Regions from separate parts of the Homo sapiens genome. Here all the other regions are linked to region 3. A link is a contact called in ENCODE Hi-C or POLR2A ChIA-PET data. All regions are on one chromosome and are shown on one strand. The core of a region is the stretch at or near the end of the contact, and the rest is flanking DNA. Distances in the headings are between cores, read along the strand shown.

Region 1 (3,701 bases), core at 933-3,432, 200 kb before region 3:
GACTCAAGGGGTGGAGAATTAGACTCCACTAGTCAGTGACAGGAATAGTAAAAAAATTACAGCCATGTTTAATTTACTTTACAGAAATGCCTTCATGAAAACATAAGGACAGGGGATAGCAGCTAACAATGCTTGAAATACTATATGTCAGGGACACATTGCATTATCATGTTCACTCTCACAAGAGCCCACAAGGTGAAGTGTCATTTTCCCCATTTTACAGGTGAGGAATCTGAGGCCCAGAGGTTAAGTTACTTGCTGGTCAATAGGTGGTAGAGAAAAACAAAAAACAAAAACACTGTTATGTCTGATTCCAAAGCCTTTATTATTTCTGCTATACCACACTATTATTCATCTATTATAAATCTCTCATTACACAGAAGAGAAAATTGCACCCCCTTAAATGCTTTTGAACTAGCAGACTTGGAAAACAGTAACTTTTATGACAGTTTCACTGGTTAAATATTTGCTCTGGTCCAATATTTCATAAGTTAATTTTGAGCAAAATCCATACTCTACGATATGGAGTTCCCTATTAGGTGGGAAAGGATGCTTTCAACCAGGACCTCATCAAGGGAGCTTTCCTGGAACCCAGAAGGAGATCCTATCACCCATCAGATTGCCAGAGGATGAAATTTCTTAGAAGCCCCTCTCACATCATGCTCCCCGGTTTTTCACTTAGAACACTATAGCACTCTTACTCCATCCTAGAATCAAATCCAAGCCCTTACATTAAATAAAACTCTTCATTAGTGCTTGTCAACTCTATAACACCCACTTGTAGTAATACACATTATACGTATCTCCTTTAAAAATCCTGAAATAGGCCAGGCGTGGTGGCTTATCCCTGCAATCCCAGCACTTTGGGAGGCTGAGGTGGGTGGATCACAAGGTCAGGAGATCGAGACCATCCTGGCCAACATGATCAAACCCCATCTCTCCTAAAAATACAAAAATTAGCTGGATGTGGTGGTGCATGCCTGTAATCCCAGATACTCAGGAGGCTGAGGCATGAGAATTGCTCAAACCCAGGAGGCAGAGGTTGCAGTGAGCCGAGATTGTGCCACTGCACTTCAGCCTGGCGACAGAGTGAGACTCCATCTCAAAAAAGAAAAGAAAAAAAAAATCCAGAAATAGAAATCATACTACTGACGCACCAAGCTCAAAGACAACCATGAAGGAAAAATCATGAAGAAGAAGCTAGAGGAGTGTATTTATAATAAAACAATATACATTTTAATAAGCAGATGCTGGAACACATCTATATTAGAAGAGATACATTACTAGTGGGTCTCAAATAATGATGAAGAACTAGTTAAAAAATTGTTTTATGATCTACTACTGTCCAATATATTTGTAAAATATAATGAAACTACTGTGGTAAAATGCAACGGCTACAGAGGTTACTCTTACTTCCTGTAGGTAACTGTCAGGGGACAGCTAACAGTTTGTAGACCTGTTTTGGTCTTGGATCCCACTTTGAGTGGCAATGCATCAGATCAATTAATGTTCACAGTAACCCTACCAGGTAGGTATTATTTGGAGTCTCCATATTATAGATGAGGAAATTGGGGCACTGAGAGATTAAATAACTTGCCTAAAGCTCAGATTCAGACTCAGGCATTTTGACACATTGCTAATGCTGGACTTCACAAACATACCTGTTACAGATACAAAGTAAGATTTGGTATCCCTGAGGTGTGCACAGTCTACTGGAAGAAACAAACAGAAAAATATTAGATTAATAATTTTGGATTTTGACAAAATGTTTGTCATCAAGTAAAAATTCAGGAGCAAGGCCATCAATCCACTGAAATCCCCCAAGACTCCAAAATCCCCCTCCAGGCAGCTTTTCAAGAATTTTCTCATTTTACCTCAATATGAATGCACAAATCTTTGAAACATCCAAATCTCCAGCTCTACCTCTGACTCTCGGTGAGCCCAAGTTTTGAAAAGGCCTGGGGTTTGGGAGAAATGATGCTAGTCATTCTCAAGTTTAGCATCTTTTTGAGAAAGAGTTGTGCCCTTTGTGAAGGAGTGTGGAGGGGATATGAGAAATTAATTGGCACATCTGTTCTCATGTCTGTTCATGAGCAGCTTGTGATCATAAACAACTCATTTAAGGGCATTGTCAGTCTCTCCCCAAGAGGTACCACCCCCATAACATTTGTGGACTGCACACTCTGGCATGTGAATCACCTTTTAGAATGAGTGACTGTTGACTCACCCTTCGGAGAGCTTCCTATTGAGCCAGTATTTGCCCTAAAGCCTTGGAAAGAGAACAAAACAACTTTTGAAGGAAATGAATACCATTCCTTTGTCAACTGTGAGACTGTCACAGCTAAAAATGGGCTTCACTTCCCGTGAACAACAGCACCCAAGTTTCTGCAGGCTGCTGAGGCTTAGACCTACCACGCTGGATAGGCAGCTTCCTGAATCTTTCCAGTAGTGCCACTCAGGGGACATTTATTGAGCACTTACTATATGCTAGGCACTATACAAAATAATTTACATATACTATTTCATTTTATTCTGAAAACAAATATAATATGAGGTAGATGTTATCATGATTTCCATTTTACAATTGATTTAAACTGAGGCACATAGTGGTTAAGAACTTGTCAAAAGTCTGAGAGCTGGAAGGTGGAAGAGCCAAAGTATTTGACTCCAAAGTGCTTGCTCACAAATACCGAGCCTTAGTGAGCATTAGACTCCAGGAAGGGGCCTCAAGAATCCAAGGGAGAGTCGGGAGCGGTGGCTCATGCCTGCAATCCCAGCACTTTGGGAGGCCGAGGCGGGCGGATCACGAGGTCAGGAGATCGAGACCATCCTGGCTAACACGGTGAAACCTCGTCTCTACTAAAAATACAAAAAATTAGCCGGGTGTGGTGGCGGGCGCCTGTAGTCCCAGCTACTCGGGAGGCTGAGGCAGGAGAATGGCCTGAACCCAGGAGGCGGAGCTTGCAGTGAGCTGAGATCCTGCCACTGCACTCCAGCCTGGGTGACACAGCGAGACTCCGTCTCAAAAAAAAAAAAAAAAAAAGAATCCAAGGGAGAATTCTCCTATATTTACTGAACAATTGCTTTGACCTCGGTCCCTACACTACGATGCACAAATATGATGCAGAGAATATGGCATCACACATGGTCCAAGGTCCTTGGACTTTCATCACCCTGTGATGGGGATTCAATGTCTCCTTACAGAGTTTGGGGAAGGAGCCACGAAATACTGTATGAAAAGCATCTCACTTAAGCCTGGTCTATGGCAGATACTCAACGTACATTATTCATCTGTCCTCTCCCACAACACTCATAAAAAACACAAGGAATGTGTAGTTGCACAAAGTAGATAGACACACATTCTATAAGCACAGTACTGAGGGAGGAAACAATGTAAAAAGTAGAGTTTTTGAGGCATACTTACAGATACCAATAGGATATTGAGCATCCACTGTGTGCCAGATATATATAAATATATATAGTGTGTGTATTATATACATAAGTATAATATATTATTAAATATGTGATAACAAATTATTATACATACTATACATGATAATATTTATTATGTATATAATACTTATTTTACATACATTTATATTATGTATCATATATACAATATTTCATATACAATAAAATATCATTATATATGTAACATATAATTTATGTACAATAAGATATTATAATGTATACTTAATATA
Region 2 (4,179 bases), core at 1,196-3,695, 220 kb before region 3:
TTTGCTCTTGTTGCCCAGGCTAGAGGGCAATGGCGCGATCTCGGCTCACTGCAACCTTCACCTCCCAGGGTCAAGCAATTCTCCTGCCTCAGCCTCCCTAGTAGCTGCAATTACAGGCAGGTGCCACCATGCCTGGCTAAGTTTGTATTTTTAGTAGAGACGGGGTTTCTCCATGTTGGTCAGGCTGATCTCGAACTCCCAACCTCAGGTGATCCGCCCGCCTTGGCCTCCCAAAGTGCTGGGATTACAGGCATGAGCCACCGCACCCAGCCAACCCAAAAGTTTCAATACCATCTTCTAACTTTGACATCTAGCACTTACCAAGTGCTTAAAAGTGTCTATTAAATTAATTCTCAACGGTTTCACAGATGCTATAATATCAACTGTAACTACATACTTCAGAGAGTACCATCACACTAAATTCCATACGGTTGGAGCTCCAACACCACTGGACACTATTTATCAGACTATATATATATATATATATTTTTTTTTTTTTTTTGAGACAGAGTCTCGCTCTGTTGCCCAGGCTGGAGTGCGGTGGCGTGATCTCCGCTCACTGCAAGCTCTGCCTCCCGGGTTCACGCCATTCTCCTGCCTCAGCCTCCCAAGTACCTGGGACTACAGGCGCCCACCACCACGCCCAGCTAATTTTTTGTATTTTTAGTAGAGATGGGGTTTCACCGTGTTAGCCAGGATGGTCTCGATCTCCTGACCTCGTGATCTGCCCGCCTCGGTCTCCCAAAGTGCTGGGATTACAGGCGTGAGCCACCATGCCTGGCCCAGAATATAATATTAATGATACTCCTTGGGGTTGTATAAGACAATAATTGTAACCATCATCAGGAACCAATAACCTTTGTAATCCTGCTTGTTACCACAAGTGCCACCAGTAGACCTAGGCCTCAACTAAAATAGGAAGAAAGAGAAAAGGGGAAAAATGAAACACAATCAGAAAGATAAATCTATGGAAGAAGCATACAGCCAATGCCCTCAGGTGACCAATCTTCAGTGTTTCCAAGGCCAGCTCATTTCTTTCTAGACTGCAGATAAGTATCCCTGCCAACCTATTTCATTAACTTGTTGCGAAAAGTAAATTAAATCAAACATGCAAAAGCACTTGGTCAAGATTTAAACACTAAATGAATGTCAACAAGTATTGTTATTAAGGGCTCCCTACTCATCTGCAAAGCTTTGAGGGACAATGACCATATGAGTTTAATCACCCCTCACGTCTTTATAGGGCTTTAGAGTTCATGATACACTTCTAAACACACTATCTTAGTGCCTCAAGCGCTGGGTTAGTACTTCTCCCCTGTTCACAGAGGCCCTAATATTAGGCTGAACTACATGAAGTTGCCGCTTTATAGAACAAAAATGGTCTAAATATTGGCAATTTCATATGGTTCAAGCTAATACAGTTCTAAGGAAATTGTACATAATTATAAACAACATAGCTGGCTGACTTTAGAACTCAGGCTTTCTGATTCCTGGCTAGTCTAGGACTCTTCATGACTAAAAGGAGACTCATTTTTGATTCAGAAAGCAAGGAGTCAAAGGAGGTTCTGTGTCAAATCACACTGGGCTGTTTGTTCTGCTGGAACAGGTATTTTAAAAAATGTGATCCCTTACTGGATTCTCACAGTACTGTCCCCGAGGGTAACAGGATGGTAAAGAATACATTCAGAGGGCACCTACCGTATGCTAAAGCATATCTCATAATCATTTCATTTGATCCTCCCAATTACATATCATGACTCCCAGTTTAAATATGAGCAGTCTGAGGCTCAGACAAGTTAAGTGTCTTGCCCAAGGTCACATTGCTATTAACTGGTAGGGCGAGCAAATGCAGAAGGAAAACCCAGAACTGTCCAACTCTAAAACCTGGCCCATTTAAGTCAACCTGCTTCTCGGGAAGTTTTACAACTATCCCCATGTGGAAGAAGGGATGAAACGACTCGCCCAAGGTCACACGGCTAGCAAGCCATAGAACAAGAGTCCCTGACCTCAGGTCTCGTCCGTAGCCGCTCTTGTTCTAGTTACTGTCGATGAGATCCTGAAAAGGAGGGAACGGAAGAAGGAATCTAAATGTAAATCAAACGCAATGTGGTAGGCGAAATCGGTGCCCTCACAGCATCCGGCAAAAGGTGAAAGCGACCCAGGAGTACCTGAGCTCCAGGTAACCGCCCTGCCCGCTGGGCTTGGGACAAGCCGGCGGGCGAGGTGCCTCCCAGGCCAACAAGAGACCCTGGCCCAGGGGACAGTCTTCTGTTCCCTTTTCCCTTGCCGGACCTGCAGCTTTCCCAGGGCCCGCTCCTTCAATCCACTCCCCTCTCCGCCCCAGAGAGACCCGGTCTCTAAGCCTCACCCTGGCTGTGCCCCCGCCGCCGCTACCACGTCCCCTTCGATATCCACATCCGCCTCTTCAGCCGCCATGATGGGACCTGACCCCGTCCGTCCTCCCGAGAGATCCCGCGAGACGAAGATGGCCCGGGGGCAGGGCCTAACGCGTCACGGGGCGGGATTGAAGCGTCGTCCGGCCCCTCCCGTGCCGGGAGGCGGGGTTTCCAGAGCAAAGGCGCCCCCAGAGGCCTGGGGCTTGGTCCTTTCTAACTTGTTGACATGTAGAGACCTTGGGAAGTGGCCCACGCCTGAGCTTTTTTTTTTTGAGAGGGAGTTTCACTCTTGTTGCCCAGGCTTGGGTGCAATGGCGCGTATCTCAGCTCACTGCAACCTCCACCTCCCGGGTTCAAGCGATTCTCCTGCCTCAGCCTCCCAAGTAGCTGGGATTACAGGCATGCGCCACCACGCCCGGCTAATTTTTGTATTTTTAGTAGATACAGGGTTTCACCATGTTGCCCAGCTGGTCTCGAACTCCCGACCTCCCGACCTCAGGTGATCCGCCCGCCTCGGCCTCCCAAAGCTCTGAGATTACAGGCGTGAGCCACCGCGCCCGGGCCCTCCTGAGCTTCTAAGAGCTTCTGTTCTTGCACACATTCTTTGGGACCTCACTGCTCTCACTGATAAAATGGGGATAACAGCAGTATCTTTCTGGACTGATGAAAAAGTCAAGCTAGACCCGCTTTGTGAACTGAAGGTTGCATACCTGCTGGTTATTTAAGTCTCTCTCTTTGTTTTTTAAAGAAAAGGGTCGTGCAGCACTTATGTGAAGTCGTTCAGCATTTCACCTAAGTGCTGAACAACTTTTATTTTAAAATTCAACAAATATTTAAGAATATAACTTATGATTGTGTAATTTATTTTGTAGACGTCTTTGCAATTTAAAAATCACGCTCATGACCATTAATCCTTACAGTGTCCCAGTGAGGTAGGCAGAGCTAATATCACCAGTTATACTTTACAGGTGAGGTAACTGAGGCCTGGAGAGCTGAAATGACTGTCCAAGGACAGGTAGCTTCAAAGACAGAGCCAGGAGTAGAATCCAGGCTTTGTTGACCCTCTACTGAGTGCTCACCATGTAACAATCATGTTGTTAGAAATTGGAGGATAAACACCACTTCTGTCTAGTTTATAGTTTCTCAAGAAATTAGATACTGACAGCCAGATGCGGTGGCTCACACCTGTAATCCCAGCACTTTGGGAGGCCAGGGAGGGCGGATCACAAGGTCAGGAGTTCGAGACCAGCCTGACCAACATGGTGAAACCCCGTTTCTACTAAAAATACAAAAATTAGCTGGGCGTAGTGGTGGGCAACTGTAGTCCCAGCTACTCAGGAGGCTGAGGCACAAGAATCGCTTGAACCCAGGAGGCAGAGGTTGCAGTGAGCCGAGATCACGCCATTGCATTCCAGCCTGGGTGACAGAGCGGGATTCCATCTCAAAAAAAAAGAAAAGAAAAAAAAACCCTTCTGCATTCCCCTGCCTTAGCAGCTATCACTCACACCTTGTAATTTTTCATCCGTCTGCCTTCTGCACTGGACTGTGAATTCCTTAAGGACAAAGACCACGTCTGCTAGTCCTTACACTACCAATATTCAGCATAGTGACACATAGCAGGTGCTCAATAACTATTGAACAGAGGAATGAATGAATTAATTAATTAATTAAATGACCTCACTTCTCACACTATTCCCAATTTGTCCCATCTCACCTTTGTTCTCAGGCTGCACTCTGAATATGATGGCAAAAGATGGAGAGAAAGAATTGCAAAGAGGGAGAG
Region 3 (4,263 bases), core at 834-3,333:
CGGGTGCGGCACACCAGCATGGCACATATATACATATGTAATTAGCCTGCACATTGTGCACATGTACCCTAAAACTTAAAGTATAATAATAATAAAATAAAAAAAGAGGATACAGAATTAATAATGCTAGTTACAATGTATTGAGTATCCCAAATTTGCAATACTGTGTGCTTTACAAATATTGCTTTGTTTAAACCTCACAGAAATCCTTGGAAGTAGCTGTTACTCTTTTTATGTTTCAAAGAGGAAACTGAGGAGCAAAGTGATGGAATGGCTTCCCTCATCTAATAGGAAGCTGTGGAGCTAAGATTCAAACATATGTTCCTGCCAAGAAGAGCTATTGACATTGGGCCTCACTGTCTCCAGTGCTGGTGAAGCACTAGGCACATAACAGGTGCCAAGTCAATGTGATCCTAGACTATAGGCTTCATGAGGCAAGACATTTGGACAATTTTGTTCACTACTGCATCCCCAGGTTTAAAAACCGTGCTGGGTGCAGAGTAGGCATTCAGTAATAACTTTTGGACTAAATAAATGGATTCTGCATTTATGGCATAGCTGTCAGTTCTGGAGGTGGAGCTGCTTGGGTTTGAATCCCAACTCTGCCATTTACTAGCTGTGAAAATAGCTAATTCAGTTGGTTGGTTCATTTTCCAGCACAGTGTTCTCATCTGTATACTGCGATTACTGGTCACTTCCTCTCGATAACTGTCCCTTTCCCTGTTTTCTTCTGGATGCACAGATCAATCCTCTATCCCAGGCTTATTCATCTATACCCCACCCGATTTAAGATGAAACAAAACCCCAAACACAAAACTGCAACAACAAACTTACCTGTGCTTTCTGGAGCTCCTATATGAACTTATCCTTACTAATGCAAATAGATGACAAGATTAATATGTTATCTTTATCAGAGGGATTTGCATCTCAGCAAGTACATTCTTGAAATATGGTGATTTAACCCACGGCGTAATTGCTTACTGGAAGAATTACACACAACCTATAGGAAGTCATTACTAAGAAGAGTTCTTGGGTGTTACTCTGGCTCGGTGGAAAAGGTCATGATCAATTGGTGATGCCTGCAAAGGCATGGAGGGAGGTGCTTGGGGCTTGAATGCCATCCTGGACTAAGCTGATCTTCCCATATTTTAGAGCTGAGGAAACTGACTGAGGCTCTATCAAGGAAAAGTGACTTGCTCAAAATAAATAATTAGGCTTCAGAAGCAGCATTAGACTCTTGCTTTTTTCTGATTCACAGTCCAGTTCTTTTGCCCTAATCTTCCAACATACTGGTTTGGACCAAAGCTTATTGGGGGGAAAAAAAGAGGGGGAAGGAGAATTAACCTTCATGGAGCACCCACCCTAGACTGGAGACTCTCCATGAGATACTTTAAAAACATTTTCTTTTATCCTGTGAGGTGAGCAACATGTCTCCCATTTTACAGATGAGGAAGCCGAGTCTCAGAGAAGTGATGTAACTTACCCAAGGTCCCAGAGCCAGAGAGGGAAGCCTGACCTGACCTGGATCCTTATTCCTGCGTCTGGGGATGATTTGAACCCACACTCCAAGGCTAAATATTTGTCCACCCCACAGGTTCAAAAGTTGAGCATCCCTGCTCTCCCACCTACAGAACTAGCTGTGAAGGCTTGGGCAAGTGACTTCACTTCTCTGGGATAGATTTTTCATCTTTAAATAAGGACAATCAGCATACATTCCTTAAAGAATGTAATGAGGATTTAGTAAATTCGAGTACATAAAATGATGAATATCGGGTCTGTCCCATAGTAAGTACTCTTTTAATATTAGTTCAAAACAAACAAATCTGACACATGCGGCCTCACTCCAGTGCCCTGAGAGGCTAGAGGTGCTGGGATGGCCCACACAGGGCCCAGGGAGACGGCAGCCAGGCCCAGCCTCCCCGGAGCCTTTGCTCCGTGTTTTGGCACAAGGCCCGGGACTGAGGAGTCCCCATTCCTCTCTCCTGTCAACTCAGCAGAACAAGCTGTTTCAAGGGAAGGTGGTTCCCCTTGAGAAAATGTTCTCGCACGCCCTGGAGGCTCTTGCCCTGCACGTCGTCAGCGATCAGCCGGTACAGGGCCTGGGCCCCACCCTGCACAACCATTCTTTCAAAGTCTGTATCCTGCCAAGTCATAAAAGGTAGTGTGCGGTCTGGACAGCTGTGGTCTTCTAGCAGAACTCCCCTTTGCTGATGACTTTGAACCAACTTTGTCTCTGTGTGCCTCAGTTTCAGGCCCTTTAAAATGAGGTGGTAATGAGCTGTCTGTCAACTCTTTGGTAGGAAGGTTGAGAGAAACCACTGGAGACACTGCCTCTTCTACCTCATTTCCCATGCCTTCTGCAAATGTCTGCAGTCTGGCCTCTGTCCCCTTGATGCCAAACAAAACCGCCCTGCCCAAGGTCACTGTTGTAAATCTAAATGACACCCCTCAGCAGCAGTGGGAGCATTCTGTCCTGGTGTGTTCTCTGACTCTGTGGCCTCTGATTCCCTTCCTCCCCATCTGGCCACTTTCTCATTCTCCTCTAAGGGATCCTTTCCTTCCTTCAGTCCTTAAATGCTGCAATTTCTCCAAGGTTCGGTCCCCAATCTCCTTTCTCCTCACTCTGTATACTCCCAGGGTGCTTAATACCACAAGCCTGGACCGAAGTCACTCTGAGAGTATATGGAGTGAGGAGAAAGGAGGTTCTCCTGCACTGTGTATTCCTCATCCTCACCACCCAATCATCCAACCCGTGATCTGGATCTCAGAGAATTGCACGGCCATTCATTCAGTAAATGTGTAATAAACACCTTCCAGGTGCAGGTACTGTTCAAGGAGTAAAGTTTACAGCAAAGGAGAGGACATAGTCCCTGCTCTTATAGCACTTACCCTGCTTCTACCAAGATGTCCAAGGGTCTGGGGCTCCTTGTAACTCCCTTCTCCCTCACCCTCTTTTGCAATTGGCCACCAAGTCTTGCCAATTCTGCTTCCATAGTATCACTTGAGTTGATTCCCTCTTTTCTGGATGTTCTCATTGCCATGACTTAGTTCAGGCAACTGCTTCCAACCTGGTCTCCCAGCGACTCCAGGCTTGCCCCGTCCAATGCACTGTACACTGCAGCCAGAGCTATTTTTAAAAAACACAGGCTGGGCACGGTGGCTCACGTCTGTAATTCCAGCACTTTGGGAGGCCGAGGCGGGTGGATCACGAGGTCAAGAGATCGAGACCATCCTGGCCAACGTGGTGAAACCCTGTCTCTACCAAAAATACAAAAATTAGCTGGGCATGGTGGCGTGTGCCTATAGTCCCAACTACTCTGGAGGCCGAGGCAGGAAAATTGCTTGAACCTGGGAGGCGGAGGTTGAAGTGAGCTGAGATTGAGCCACTGCACTCCAACCTGGTGACAGAGCGAGACTCCATCTCAAACAAACAAACAACAACAACAAAAAAAAACCCCCACAAATCTGGTTATGCTGCGCCTTTGCTTAAACCCTCCATGAGTCCTTCCCATCACCTTAATGATGAAGTCTAAGTCTCTTAGCTAGGTAGATGTGTATCAGTCAGGAAGGAGTCTATCAGGGAAACAGAATCAGTAAGAGACTAGGATTCTATCTATCTATCTATCTATCTATCTATCTATCTATCTATCTATCTATCTTTCTATCTTCTATCTATATCTATCTATCTTGTCTATCTACCTATCATCTGCCTTATCTATCTAATTTATCTATTTATCTTATCTACCCACCTATCTATCAAATCTATATATAATCTAATCTATCCATCTTATCTCTCTTTCTATCTGTCTGTCTATCTATCTATCTATCTATCTATCTATCTATCTATCATCTATCTATCTGTCTATCTAGAGATTTACTTCAAGGAATTAGCTTCTGTAGTTGTGGGATCTTGCTAGACATTTCTGATATATGCAGGGCAGGTCAGCCAGTTGGAAACTCTTGGGCAGAGCTGAAGCTGCAGTTCACAAGCTGAATTCTTTCTCTCTCAGGGAAATCTCAGTCTTGCTCTTAAGGCCTATCAATGGACTGACTGAGGCCCACTCATGTGATTGAGGACAATCTTCTTTACTTAAAGTCAACTGATTTTAGGTATTAACCATATTCACAAAATACCTTCTCAGCACACCTGGATTAGTGTTTGGTTGAATATCTGGGTACTATAGCCTAGTCAAGTTGACACATAAAACTAACCATCCTAACAGGGTGCTTCTGGACCTGATTCATGCCCGTCTCCCTCACCTC

The links. Hi-C counts contacts between places; a loop is a spot of excess contacts on that map. ChIA-PET counts read pairs that join two places held with the same protein, here RNA polymerase II (POLR2A). Pooled maps may share reads with other maps.
Region 1: a pooled map shows a loop between it and region 3 (2.2-fold over the local background). The contact joins two enhancer-like sites. A Hi-C loop is called at or near these places in 1 of 50 pooled maps. POLR2A ChIA-PET finds 5 or more read pairs at or near these places in 3 of 52 experiments (CD8-positive, alpha-beta T cell, Caco-2 and GM12878).
Region 2: a pooled map shows a loop between it and region 3 (2.1-fold over the local background). The contact joins the promoter of MYSM1 here to the enhancer-like site in region 3. A Hi-C loop is called at or near these places in 1 of 50 pooled maps. POLR2A ChIA-PET finds 5 or more read pairs at or near these places in 3 of 52 experiments (CD8-positive, alpha-beta T cell, Caco-2 and GM12878).

The regions. Positions count from the first base shown.
Region 1 is chr1:58,725,354-58,729,054 of GRCh38, forward strand. All of the region lies in intron 5 of LOC112268263 (a long non-coding RNA gene), which reads left to right. Among named protein-coding and RNA genes, the nearest start is that of MYSM1, 27 kb to the left of the region's middle. RefSeq lists a silencer at 1,486-1,535 and an enhancer at 1,497-2,696. Within about 2 kb of position 2,183, at least 5 of the 41 ENCODE cell types and tissues checked have a DNase peak (open chromatin) inside an H3K27ac peak, as active enhancers do.
Region 2 is chr1:58,697,617-58,701,795 of GRCh38, forward strand. It overlaps MYSM1 (Myb like, SWIRM and MPN domains 1), which reads right to left and starts at 2,446. Exons shown (of 20, transcript NM_001085487.3): 1 at 2,369-2,446. The coding sequence starts at 2,436. RefSeq lists enhancers at 1,941-2,000, 2,211-2,620.
Region 3 is chr1:58,920,468-58,924,730 of GRCh38, forward strand. No RefSeq gene overlaps it. Among named protein-coding and RNA genes, the nearest start is that of LINC02777, 18 kb to the left of the region's middle. RefSeq lists enhancers at 1,476-1,977, 1,978-2,477. Within about 2 kb of position 2,084, at least 21 of the 41 ENCODE cell types and tissues checked have a DNase peak (open chromatin) inside an H3K27ac peak, as active enhancers do.